Regions from separate parts of the Mus musculus genome. Here regions 1 and 2 are each linked to region 3. The links are chromatin contacts, found by Hi-C or POLR2A ChIA-PET in ENCODE. All regions are on one chromosome and are shown on one strand. The core of a region is the stretch at or near the end of the contact, and the rest is flanking DNA. Distances in the headings are between cores, read along the strand shown.

The links. A loop is a pair of places that touch in the nucleus more often than their neighbours do. ChIA-PET counts read pairs that join two places held with the same protein, here RNA polymerase II (POLR2A).
Region 1: POLR2A ChIA-PET joins it to region 3 with 38 read pairs in Patski. The contact joins the promoter of Parva here to the promoter of Tead1 in region 3. POLR2A ChIA-PET finds 5 or more read pairs at or near these places in 2 of 5 experiments (Patski and embryonic stem cell).
Region 2: POLR2A ChIA-PET joins it to region 3 with 15 read pairs in embryonic stem cell. The contact joins the enhancer-like site here to the promoter of Tead1 in region 3. A Hi-C loop is called at or near these places in 1 of 37 maps with a recorded cell type or tissue (heart). POLR2A ChIA-PET finds 5 or more read pairs at or near these places in 4 of 5 experiments (Patski and embryonic stem cell).

What each region holds. Positions count from the first base shown.
Region 1 is chr7:112,425,814-112,430,231 of GRCm38, forward strand. Parva (parvin, alpha) reads left to right here and starts at 1,893. Exons shown (of 13, transcript NM_020606.5): 1 at 1,893-2,287. The coding sequence starts at 2,152.
Region 2 is chr7:112,839,698-112,844,138 of GRCm38, forward strand. Tead1 (TEA domain family member 1) reads left to right here. Exons shown (of 13, transcript NM_009346.4): 4 at 2,343-2,405. Among named protein-coding and RNA genes, the nearest start is that of Rassf10, 110 kb to the right of the region's middle. Within about 2 kb of position 2,395, at least 1 of the 3 ENCODE cell types and tissues checked has a DNase peak (open chromatin) inside an H3K27ac peak, as active enhancers do; it is heart, where a contact is called at or near this core.
Region 3 is chr7:112,677,515-112,682,278 of GRCm38, forward strand. Tead1 (TEA domain family member 1) reads left to right here and starts at 1,842. Exons shown (of 13, transcript NM_009346.4): 1 at 1,842-2,212.

The sequences.
Region 1 (4,418 bases), core at 643-3,142, 250 kb before region 3:
CTTGTTTTGAGACAGTCTCACTAGGTATATAGCTGACTATGACATTAAACCCCTTCTGTCTTCACTTCCAAGTGCTGGCATTATGGATGTGTCAAAGCACCTCTGACCCACATGGCCTCTTGAGAAAATGTCTTTATTCATTTCTGGATGCCTGGAGTGTCACACGTGACACATAACACACACACACACCAGATACTGCCCTATATCCCCATGTCCCTCCTAGTGTATTTTATGTTGCTTAGTTTTGGTCTACCAGGCACAAGCTAGAGACATCTGAGAAGAAGAGACCACAATTGAGAAATGCCCCCTATCAGCTTGGCCTATTGGCAAGTCCGAGAGGCATCTTCTTGATTAATGATTGCTATGGAAGGGCCCAGCTCACTATGCATGGTGCCACCCCTGGGCAGGTGGTCCTGTGTTGTATAATAAAGCAAACTGAGGAATCCAGGAGAGGCAAGGCAGTAAGCAGTATTTCTCCATGGTCTCTGCTTCCGATTTCTGCCTCCAGACTCCTGCCTTGACTTCCCTCCGTGATGGACTGCTACCTTACAGGTAAAATAAACCCTCTCCTCTCTAGGTTGCTTCCGGTTCTGGGATTTATCAGAACAATAGGAAGGAAGTTAAGACACACATTCTCATCACCAACATGCATGTCACTCATCAACACGTGCCTCTGGCTGAGAACAGACACTGCTGCCTAGCTGGGCACTAGATCACAACCTAGTGCCCAACTGCTGGACCGATTTCTCCAGCTCAGTTCAAAATCTTGCTCCCTCTGAGTCAGAGGTTCAGTCAGATTCCATCAGTGTGTGTAGTGTACATGTGGAAAGCCCTCCTCAGAGCAAGACAGCCACCATCTTCATCTAAGCAGATGTGAGAACTTGCGACCTCCCTTCCCACTCGACTCCTGACCTAGAGACCGACCCTGTTTATTGATGTTCCCTTATAGAAGGATGGAGCAGGGACAGTCACTGAATTTTCATCTCAATTCTGGCCACTCCCTCTTGTAACCCTACTAGGTCATTCTGTCCTAATTCCACGTGGTCACTGGAGGTGTTAGAGTAGTAGTCTGTTGAAGATTAGCTGAAGGGGATTCCATTTAGACAGTTAGGGGAAGTCATCCGCCCTGGGGTAGAAATTTGCAGTAGTGCAGCTGCTTTGGGGCCCGCCCACATTCCTGTAGGTGACTCCTTCCCCAGGCTCTGTAAGTCTGATAAACTCATTGGATCCCAAGCTTGATTTCAGGGAAAAGGTAATTTGGTGGTGGTGCTCTGGGAAGGAGACATAGATATTTGTTTATGCCCCATCACGGAAAGAGCTGTGGAAACAGTTATGTAACTCTTCCCGCTGGTGTATGACCAAGGTATCCTGAAAGAATGGGAAAGAGATGGTCAAGCCACAACTTAGGACGAAGAAGCACAGTAAAAGTACGCAGGACTCCTAAACATCTCCAGCATGAATCTTTAAAACTGCCTGGTGTGACTCCAGCGTCAGGTCAAGAGAGTCTGGAACTAATTCTATTGCTCTTGGCTAGATAGATGAGCGTCTGCCGTCGTGGACTTCCAGCTTTGTTTGAGTGTGGACAGGAGAAGGTGGAAGTCCGCAGATTCATGCAGAAGTTGAACGGGAAGTCTGTTGGGACCAGAGCCCATTTTAGATCCTTGACTTCTTTGTGAGACAAAAGTACTAACAGTATAGGAACCCATCCATGCAGGAGGTAGAGCAAGAGACCGCAGCAGCTGGGAAATAGGGTCACAGGGCTGATTCCCTGCGGATTCTGACGCGTGTGTGTGTGTGTGTGTGTGTGTGTGTGTGTGTGTGTGTGTGTATGCAAAGCAGAGAAGTGAAGGCTTCCAAGCTCCAGATAAGACCTCACGTCCCCCTAGCATGCACTTGCCCCTGCGTCTATAGCCCCCAGCAAGCGGCAAGCCAGGGCATCCTCGTAGCCAGGGCAGCCCTGGGCACGGGGGCCCCAGGCGCAGCAGCTCCTCGCAGGGCGGAGGGCGGCGCGAGGGAGGGAGCGAGGGACGGGAAAGGCGAGCGAGCTGCCTCAAATGCCTGGAATAATTCCGCTTCCGTTTGGAAAGCCGCAGCCTCAGTCCCGCCGCCGCCCGCCGCGGCCGCCCAGCTCCAGCTCCGCGTCCAGCCGCCATGGCCACATCCCCACAGAAGTCGCCCTTGGTCCCCAAATCACCCACTCCCAAGTCGCCTCCGTCCCGCAAGAAGGATGACTCGTTCTTGGGGAAACTCGGAGGGACGCTGGCCCGGAGGAAGAAAGCCAAAGAAGGTAGGAACAGCCGAGGCCGTGGGCGCTGCAGGGATCGGGAGCCTGGAAGTGGGAGACCCCCCTGGCAGTGCCTGGGCGCGCCTCTCAGTGTCCCCATGTCGCCTCCAAAGCCCTAACCGGGTCGGTGTCATCTCTGGTCCACAGGCGGAGCCCAGGCTTTGGGTGGCTGTTGTCCCAGAGCCCAGGCCCAGCCGGTCCCCTGTGCTCTCCCCTAGGCCGCTGTCCCCGCCCTCTGCGCGCCCGAGGACTGGCATTTGCCAAGTTTCTGCTGGAAAGTTTTCTCGGGCGCCGTCATTCCCCGCTCTCAGCCTTCATTGGTCTGTTGCGCCGTCGTTTCCTGGGCGCCTTCAGGTCTTTTGCTGCAGCTGCAATGGCCTCCTTGGATCTCTCGCGGGCTCCCTGGACTTGTGTGGACTTTGATGATCTGTATAAAATGTTAGTTGACTGACTGAGAGAAGAACGTGCCGAAGTTGGGGGGGGGGGGATTGAGGAATGGTGAGATAAACTCACTACACCTAAGGACTGTGACCCTGCTGTGAACCTGGACATTCCATTCCAAGTTTTATTTAAAGAAAAAGAAAAGATTTCTTTTTCCCACCACAGTGAATTGCAGCAATCTCATTTTTTGTTTCCAGAATAGTTTCTGTGGAAAGTACTTTTTCCCCCGTAGGCAGAATTTACAACTCACATTTGGGCGTAGGAAATGCAGTGATGATTCTAAAAATCAATGTGGCGATAGGTGTGTGAATAAAAAGGGGTTTAAAATGTTTTCCTCTTTGGCATGGCTGGGATTGGATTTAGAGGGCCTTAGGTCTACTGCGTGAGCACCGCGGTCTTATTCTTTCTCTTTTGAGACTCTTTAGCCTTGTGCTTAGTCTTGTGTAGCCCAGGCAGAACTTTGTGGTCCTCCTGCCTCGGCTTCCAAAGTATTTGGGATTACAGGCCTGCCCAGCTTGGTGTTAATTGATTGTTCTTTTCTGTGGTACTGGGGGTTGATCTTAGGGACTCTGATGTTAAGCAAGTGTTTTACCGACACGGTGTTTCTAGCCCAAGTCTCCAGATCATTTCAGGAGTTTACTTTAGTAGGTCTGAGGTGATGAACTAGGAAATGTCTCATGTTCTTAGTCTCCTGAAGTATGGAAAGCACTTTGGTGTTTAATTAGCAAACTCAGTGCATGAGCTAAGTGTCTGTTGTCTAGATTGTGGCATGAATCTAAAAATCACCTCACCCCCAAGTGGTTGTTGTACCTAGTCCCCCCTTATTTCTAACAGAATGACTCCAGGATGCTCATCGAATGGCCAATACTATGAGCTCTTCTGAGCCTGATATAGTGTGCTTTTCCCTGGACATGTATATGGTAAAGTTTAACCTGTATGTTAGGCACAGTAAGAGGTTAACATGGCTGAGATGGCTAAGTGGGTAAAGGCACGTGCCACTCCAGACTGGGGATTTAGATCCTATGTAAGGTAGAAGAAAAGAGCTGACTCCACAAAGTTGACCTCTGACCTGTGCCAGAATACCCACATACATGCATCATGCACACACAATAATGGTAATAATAACAACAGATAGTACTTAGTATTACAGGCATTGCAGTGCTGAGACAGTCAGGCTGATACTTGAGCCAATAACAAAGATGGCTACTAAGTTACCAAGGCTGCGTATACAATGTGTATCCATAGGATTCCTATCCCAGGAATGAAGGAAGGTTTGGAGTGAAGCAAAATCTCATCATGCTAATCAGAATGGTGTGCAACTTAGGAATTATTTCTGAAATTTTTTTCATTCAGTATTTTGCAACCACAGTTGGCCATAGGTCTCTGATACCACAGACGCAAAAATAGTGGGCAGGTGTGCTGGTAAACCATTAATTGTTGTAGTGTGGGCAAATGATCATGAGATCCTAGCTTGGAAGTCCTTTTTCTAGCTTGTGTTTCTGGTATGGGCTCATCCATCTGACAGATGGCAGTTTAGAATTACTGAAGCTCATAACTGGCCTGCAGTGCCCATCCCACTGCTAGCACCTTTGAGAAACGTTTTTATTGGTCCAAAGTTTACCAGTGTGTGTCCACTACTTTCTTGGAGTCTGATGTGACGTTGACCTGTTATTAGACGCGTTCTCACGACCGG
Region 2 (4,441 bases), core at 1,145-3,644, 160 kb after region 3:
GTGTGTTCAGTCCTGTCTCCCCCTGCCCCCACCTCCCTAACATTTACCAGAGTTGCAGAAGGCTGCAGGTGCGCTCACCCTGGCAAGCCAAGAGATTCGGAGGTTCTGTGCATTTTAATATCCTGCAACGATTATATAATTGTCGCGCTTTCAATGAAGTCACGCCAGTGGCCTTTAACAATGGCCTAAAAGTGACACTGAGCAAGGAATACACTTCCAGGGCACTGTGGCTTCTTTAGCAATGGCTTTTTGTCAGCCTCTGCTGTGACTATAAAGCAGGTACACGTTTTATATGCTGCGGAACAGGAATGGGAATTCTTTTCTGACTCTGGCCAGGGTTCTGCCTTCCCTGGGTCTTCTGGACACAGAGCAGCCCAGATCTCTGATGTGACCAAGTTCCCAAATGAAATGGGTGGAAAATCAGTCTCTAAGAACAGAAAAGGAAATGAAAATAAACTACCCATGTGATGGGTAGGTCTGTGACAGGAAAACAGTTATTTCTTGATGTTAACCTGTGTGGAACCACAGTGTAGCTGACTAGATGTGGTGGAGTGTACCTCTAGTCCCAGCTACTTGGGAGTCTGAGGCCTCAGGATCTTTTGAGCCCTGGTGTTCAAGACCACTGGGGTAATATAGAGACCTCATGGCAGAATAATTAAAGGGAGTAAGGGGCTATAACTGAATCCTGAGTGTAGCCAATCCACCCGTGTCTCTTCAAGGTTCACTGCTATTAGGGTGCCCTGGTGGGGGTCGGGAGGAAGCTTCCTTTCTGGAGTGTGGAGCAGTAGACTGGGCTGTCCCTCAGAAATGCTGCCCATGCTGGCCCCTTGCTAAGTCAGCAGAAAGGGGTGGCCTCCTGCCAGCACAGAGGCAGGCAGGCACTGTCTGCTGGGGATGCACCCAGCCATGGCCCTCATCAAGGCAGAGAATCAGAAGCGACTCTGGGTGCAAATGAGTAACAGCGGGAGCCAGATGAAGGAGCGAAGAGGATGGGGGAGCCCTGCTTCCCTGGAAACGGGAAGAAAGGGAATTATCGAAACTCAAAAGACATTTGACTACCAAAAGATCTTTAATAATCTGGAGTCACTGGAGAGTTAGAAATGAGGTGACTGCCACAAAGCCCAAGTCACTGAACTTGTAATGGGAAGGTTCAGAGTCTCCCAATGCAGACACCGCGCTCTCCTTCCATCTCAAGTGCTGAACTGGCCTGTTGGCCAGCACGCTCTGCTCACTTGCCCAGTGACCCCTTCACGGGGGGATCTTCTAAATGTAATCAAGTCCCACTGAAATCGATGCGGTTTTGCTTGCCCAGTGGAATCACTGTGTTAGAGGCCTGTCTGGCAGTTTTTCCACACCCAGCATCACCCTCGGGGTGCCTGTTGGCCACAGTTGGCGACACCACTCTAGTGTTGTTCAGCAAAGCTGAGTGGTTTTTCAGACCAGATTTTTAACTGGCTGGCTGGTTGTATTCACACATCTCTTTTTGTAATAATATGCAGATCCACTTGGCTCCCAGGCGATTCCCAAAAGTGTGGAAGGATTAAAGACATTTTAAGGGGTTGGGGTGGGCGGGGAGGCTCTGCTAACTGGGTCCCATTTTTCTTTGAGATCTAATTTATGTGCCGGTATTATTTCAGCATTTGCCACAGAATCTAGAGTCCTCCAGGAGATCAGAATCCAGCTCACAGCCTCAGCTTTGATTCTGTAGAGCATGCTAATTTATGGACAGTCCTCTCTAAATTGAGGAAGGGGAATTTTCTTTCTCTCCCGATACTGAGATGCTGTAAATATTTTAATTTATCTCTACCCCCGCCTTTTTAAAAATTTCATAAAGAAAGCATCCCTCCTCTCTCTTCTTATGGCTCTCCAAATAAGGTTTTTCCCAGCACCCACCTCTCATCTCTCTGGGTGGGAACATGGAGACGAGCCTGCCTAAAGTTCTGAATCAAGTCACTGCCACGAGGACCCTGTCCATAGAGCTTTAGAGAGGTGCTGGGGGCTTGGTGTCTGGCTGGGACTGTATGTTCCTAACTGCAGAGCTTCGTTGAGATGCAAATAACCTCCCCTACCCCACCCCTCCCAAGGAATAGCGATTTTATATTTGATTTCCTTTTTTTGTTTTTGTTTTTGTTTTTTTTTGTTTTCTTTTTTTCTCGTTTTGTTTCCCCCGCATAAACCCGAAAAATGTAGGTGTCTAGTCATATACAGGTCTTAGCAAGAAAGAAAGTTCGAGAAATTCAAGCCGCCATTAAGGTACGTCTGGCTTGCCCAGTTGTAGGGGGCTTTTCATCTCCATGGTTACAGGCTTTTCCTTTGTTTTCCTCCCTTCCCCTACCCTGCAGGTGTCTAGTCACATTCAGGTTCTTGCCAGAAGGAAATCTCGTGATTTTCATTCCAAGCTGAAGGTATGCGCTTTTCTGCTTTTTGGCTCGTGGTTGCTATGCACCTCACTTCCTGTTTTCCATGGTGACTGGTGAATGCCTGGCGCTGGGATTCTTGTAACCTAGCTTCCTAGCATGTGAGGGCTGTTTACATTTCTTTGTGTCTAATCTCTCTGTTTTTGTACGGGCCTCACGTTAAACTCTGTGTGTGCGCGAGTGTGTGCAAGTTTCCCAGTAACAACGCAATCGCAGTCGCAGCAGAGAGCTGATCTCAATAACTTCAGCACAGAAATGCAATTAAAAGAAGAAAAGAAAAAGAAAAAGAAAAAAAAAATCTTCTAATAACTGTCCTGTAGCAATTTGAGAATCAGCTAATGGATAGTCTAGTATAACCTTAAAAATAAAATAAAATAAAAATAACTGAAAAGGATGAAATTGTCTCCAGTTGTTGTGAAATGACTTTTATAATACATTTAGCACTGATTCTAATTTATGGTTTTGGATTTTTAAAAAAAAAAATTAATGTATCTTTTTTTTTTTTAAAAAGGGCTGGAGAGATGGCCCAGAGAACCCTGGTTTAATTCTCAGAATCCTTATAGCACCTCACAATTGTCTATAACTTGAGTTCCAGGGGATCCAATGCCATTTTCTGGCCTCTGCCAGCAAAACACACATATACATAAGATAAATAATAGTAATTTGAGAAAATACATTTTTATATGTATCTCCTTCAACACAAATTGTCTTCCACATTGTCTGATATGCTGTTTTTTTAGTGGGTCTCCTTAGTAGAGAAAGCTAAACCAGACACTGTGGCTTATACCTGTGATCCCCGTAGAAAAGAGGCAGGGAGGGGCTGGTGAGATGGCTCAGTGGGTAAGGGCACCCGACTGCTCTTCCGAAGGTCTGAAGTTCAAATCCCAGCAACCACATGGTGGCTCACAACCACCCGTAATGAGATCTGGTGCCCTCTTCTGGTGTATCTGAAGACAACTACAGTGTACTTACATATAATAAATAAATAAATCTTAAAAAAAAAAAAAAAAAAAAAAAAAAAAGAAAAGAGGCAGGGAGCATGGCTACAAATTTATAATGAGATACCATCTCAAAAATACAGAAGAGAGCGCTGGCATGGTGGTGCATGCCTTTAATCCCAGCACTCAAGAGGCAGAGGCAGGTGGATATCTATGAGTTCCAGGCCAGCTTGGTTCACAGAGCCAGTCTAGGACAGCCAGGGCTCTGTTACACAGAGAAACCTTATCTCAAAAAACAAAATAAACACAGAAAAGAGAGAAATAAAGAAATCTGCAGATATGGCCACAGGCAAAAACAAAACAATAAGACAAAACCTAACGATGGTCTTGAAGATAAGATAATCAAGCCTGCTTCATGTTGAGCTTTTTTTTTTTTTTAAATATGGGGCACCATTTATAACCAAGAACCATCCACAGTAAGAAATAACTAAATACAAATTTAAAAATTAAGGCACTGATCATTTTAAATTCCGAGTTGCTTTTCCTGCTCCAGTTTAGTGTGCCTGGCATTTACTTCTCTGAAATGGGGTAATTCAGAGCCCCTTGGGAAGGTCTTTATTTACTATTTATTCATAGTAAAACTTAGTTTATGATCCTATTGTTGTTATTCTCTTGCATCCTTCCCCCACCCACTTACTACATTTGTGGTTTTGTTCCACAACAAAACAGTGCCTGTTCTTGGTGCTGAATGCTGATACCCCTCCCCCACAACCCTTCAACATTAAAAATACAAACCAGGATGCCTGACATCGTATGACTAGGTAGGAAGGAGCATAGGCTATGCGCGCTGCAGTGGACAGCATGCTTGCTCGCTGGCTCGCATGTGTGGCTGATGGTGGCTGGCTTTGAGCTGCACTGGCTGAGCAGTTGGAAGGCTAAAGGAACTTTCTAGATCTTGCTTTTTAACCAGAGGTGCTGTACTCTCTACATGTATGTAACGACCCCGGGGCTTGCTCAAGTTCTCACTCTGATTCTAGTTCTCTAGGCTAATGAATTAACAATGTACAAAGAAGTCTACAGATACCA
Region 3 (4,764 bases), core at 592-3,091:
TTGCTACTGTGTCCGGCTCCAGCTGAACAGGCTTCCTTGGAGAAAAGGTTTTTAGCATACATATCAAAGAATATGTGTTTTGATGGAAATAAGCTGTAGAACGTACAGGCCGAGGAGTTATAGCATATCATGATTAGCTTTGGAAGTTTGGCCAAGGATTCTTAGCTTAGTAGAAATGAGAGAACACCAAATTGTCAGGAGCAACTGGAGTCTGAAGGGTAACTGGCCTGTCATGGGCAAGATAAATACTGGTTTAGAAATGTACCCACTGGTAGGCTCGCCCTGCTACCAGACATAAAAATCTCTTATTTATTTATGTTTACAAATGTTTTACCTGCACGTGTACACCATGTTTGTGCCTGGTGCTCCTGGAACTGGAGTTACAGACTGTTGAAAGCGACCATGTGGGGAACCTGACAGGAGCCTGGTCCTCTGCAGAGCAGCAAGTGCTTTTAACTGCTTCTGGCGTTTTCTGCCCTCTGTCTTATTCGCTGGTGTTAATGGAAGGCTATCTGGAAAAGAGACATACACCTGCCAGAGTTTTAAAGGGAAAAATCGTCGTGTATTTTCTAATACTCTGCTCGGGTGTGTGAAGTTCTTACTGTCAACCTGTCACATTACTGCATAGTAACTGGAAATAATACACATTTGTACCTGATTGCGGTGGACATCTACACAGGTGAGAAATTATAGAATGTATAGAATTAAAAAAATACACAGTGATGTGTACAAGTTGATCTGGAAAATCTGCTCGAAAATTAATACCCTGGCTGGGATATAATTTTGGTTGACAGGCGTGGGGAAGAGCTGAGTGAAGCGAACAAAGAATGTCTCTGTATTACTTTTTACAACGGCATGGGAGTCTTCAATTCTCTTGACGTATAATTTTAAAAATGCATTAGAGAAAGATATTTCTGCCTTTAAAACGCACTGGTAATCGTTGTTTCCGATCAAACGCGCTCAGTGAGTCCCATTGGCTTTCCTGAGTTATGCACACTCCAGGAATCCTCGGGCACAAAACAGGCGCCATTAGTTTGTTCTGAAGCCAGAGCTGAAAGAAGGAAGTCCCGGTGCGGGAAGGGCCGGCTCCTTTCTGGGAAACTACGGACTGCTACCGGCCCAAACTGCCAGCATGTCTGTCCCAGCCTCCGTTAACTTTACCGGAGTTTCTCAAGTACTGAGGCGCCGTCCACTCCAAAAAGAGTTCAAACCTTTTATGATTGATTCTCACTTTCTCCATAAAGGGACGGCACAAAGCTGCTTTTTGCAGCCAGGCAAGACTTTATTTATTTTATTTAACCGGGTGCAGGATTTCTGTAGACTCAACTCGCAGCACGAGTGAGCTTCACTTCTAGAAAGACAGGGCAGGAGGCGGGCGAGGACTCCGTGACGCTCCAACCCGGAGTTCGCAAAGCCCAGAATTTGCGCGAGCACCCCGAACTTGGGTAAAGCGAAACGGCTAGAGGAGGAGTGGCGGGCTGGGGAAGCCGCCCACTCCGGCCTCAGTTTCCTGAAGAGCAACCTCCCTTCCAGCCTGGGAGCGTCGTTGCCTGTGCAAACCAGGAGGGGGTAAACTGAGGCACAGCAGGCGGAGGGCGCACACCCGGCATTCCTAGTATCCGGCCGCCCCGCCTCGGACCGCACAAAGCCCTGAGCCCCCGCCATCGCGCGCGGCTCGCTCCCCCGTGGGCGCCAAGTCCCGCCCCACGCGTCCCGCCCCACACCATGACGTCACCGCGGCGGCAGGCCCCGCCCCATCCAGGACCCGGCGGCATGACGTCACCGAGGCCCCACCCCTCCGGAGCGAGTTCGGTCCTGGCGTTCATTTCATTCCTGTCCTCATTCCGCACATTCTTCGCATCGCTCGCGCCGCGCCGCGCCGCCCGAGCCGAGCCGAGCCTCCGCGGCCCCGCCGCCCGCCGCGGGCGCCCCCCAGCACTTCGCACACTCGCTTCCAGCTCGCGGGGAGTCCGCGCGCCGGGGCCCGGGCCCGGGGCGGCCGCGGCGGGGCGCAGGCCATGCGCTGACCCCCCAGCGCGCAGCGTCGCCGGAGCGCGGGCAGCTGCCCCGGCGCGCCCTGCCCGTCCCGGGAGCCGGCGAGGCCGGGTTGGGGCTGCCCGGCGCGGGAGTACCGCAGGGAGTACCGGCTGGAGTAACGCGGGGGCGGCGGCCCAGCGCCCCGAAGTTTGCCGCGCCCGCTCGGGCTGCCGTGGTAAGTTGCGCGCGGGGCGGACTCGGGGGCGCGGGCTGTCTAGGCGTCACCGCGATCGGCGCTTTGTGTGCGGCTCCAAGAGGGGAGCGGCCCCGCCGCCCTGCAAGTTGGGCCGCAACCCTGCGCGGCAACAGGCGGCCCCGCTCGCCTTTCTGCGCGCCCCTCTCTCCAGCGTCCCTCTCCCGCGCACCTCGCTCCTTGCCTGGGAAGCGCCGAGTTTGGCGCGATCGCGGGTGGGAGAGCGTTCGGCGCGCAGCTTAGAGCCTGCAGCCCGGTGACTCCCCCGGCGCCCGGCCCCTTCGGGGTCCGCGCCGATCCGGGCTCCTCCTCCCGGGAGATGAAAGAGGGCTCTCTCGCTCTTGCCGCCTCTCCAGAGCTGCCGCCGCCGCCGCCGCCGCTCCAGTGCACATTCAAGTGGAAAATTTTCAGGAGTCAGCAGAAACATTGTGTCCAAAAAAGACTGAGTCGCACTTACCACCAAACCCGGGAGTAGACTCTCCCTGGAAAACTTCCCCTCGGTAGGAAATACTGGGGGATTTGTTTGTTTATTGGAGGAGATACGATCCCCAGGAGGACCCCAAAAAAAATCTGGGGACACTTTTAGCCTTTGTTCGCGAAAGCACCACTTGTTTTCAAAGTCTAGAGGCCCGTTTGAAAGAAAGTTCAACTTCTAGGAGTTTCCTTTTTCTTTTTTAATGCATTTTTTAAAATAATCAAAGCTACATTTTAAGAAGTGGGGCTCACACTTCACTTATCTTCTTCCCGTGAAAATAAAAGCCAGACTAATTTTCCTCGGTCTTAATCGTCTTCCTTTTTAAAGATTTATTTTAAGTTGAATGGTGTCACCCGTATAAAAATATTTATGAAACAATGAAATACCAGCCACCAGCGTTTCTCAGGAGGCTTGTTAAGTTCTTAGAAGCTGTCTGTGATTTACAGAAATGCAAATTGATCTCAGCGCTGGAAACTTACAGACAGATATTCCAGGAATCGGTAGTGTAGAAAGGCCGGGGTTTTAAAATAGCGCCATTTGAAAGGAGCCGAGGTCCTTGGAACAAAAAGGTCTGTAAATACGATCATATTTCAAAATAGTGAATGGAAAATATTTCAATTCCTACAGATAATGCCAAGTAACAGAATCGCAGTCTCCTTTACGCCCTGTGGCCTGGATTCGTTGTTAGTTTAGGTGGTCTGGTGGCTTAGAGTGTGCCGAGTGCCTGCAGGTGGTTCCCCGGGTGGACAGATCCTTCCCGTTAGGGAGACTCGATCTACCCGGAGCCAAGGGGTAGCTTGTCTGTGCAAGCCTGAGCTCTTGGGTGGGGGCTAATCTGCCTTGAGACTGAGGCTGGGAATAGTCCTCAGGCTGTACAGACTGTGCCAGGGGCTTCCGCCTTTCAGCGGAGTCTGCGCTTTTCTGTGAATAGCAGGATCTTTGGGCCCAAGCGCATCTGAATGCTTATAAGGGCCAGACTTAGATCCAACTTTGGTAAGAATCTTTCCTCTTTAGAAGGAAACAGTAGACCCAGTTACAGCACGACTCCGGAAAGACAAATGCGTTTAGCTGAACCTTTGTCAACAGCAAGGTTTTAAATTGATGATTTTAAGGAGGAAAGGCGTATTTTTCTAATCTCAGTATTTCCATAAATGGTCATAAGATATTTTTGTGTACTATTTCTTTGAATGTGTAACTCTGTGTCGGACTCTTAGGTTTCAGGTTTTCAACAGAGTTTGCAATTGCTTTATTTGTTGTTTGTATAAAAAATGAGCTGATAAGCTGTCTCCATTACTGAGTCTTGTTCATGTCCTTAGTAAGCCATTTTATTTTCTGTTTAATGGCAAGTATTGTTTAAATTGAAGATTTAGGGAAATATTAGAATACTTTTTATTTTTTAAAAACAAGTTTGAAACAAAGCCAGAGAGACACTTTGCCTTTATAAAAGAGTTTAAAAAAAAAAAAAAGGGCGGGCGGAGAGAAGAAGGGGAAAAAGAATCATTGTGTGAGTTCCTTCTTCCTGGGGTTCTTTATAAATTCTAGGGAACATTTTGGGGTTATTGGAGGTTTTGTACAAGCAAAGGCCAGGACTGAGCAGGACATGTATATAGTTAGTGACCTTTAATTTGAAGCTGGCAGATAATGTAGCATAGACTGACACAGACTGCACTAACTGAATGAGTAACTCGCTTGTACTGTGGTACGTACAGTGTGTGCTTCCCTTACAGCCCTGTGAAATGGTGCAGGTGGGTCTGCAGGGGTCACCTGGTGGGGAGCTGGCTTCCTGCCCCTCCTGCTTTCTCTCCCTCTCTTTGCTGTATACAGCTGGGATTATATGTTCACATAGTTGCTTTGGATTCTGGCATCTTCTGATTTGGGAAGAAGACAGAAAACTAAGAAAAAGATTATTATTATTTTTTTAAGTTCACTAGTGCATAGACTTGATTTTAGTTGGTTCTGCCAATAGGCAGAAGCAAATGTAAGAAGATACATCTTTATGGAACTATCTGTGTCTAGACTGTGTTTGGTATCATACTGTCTGTGGAGGGAATGGAGACCC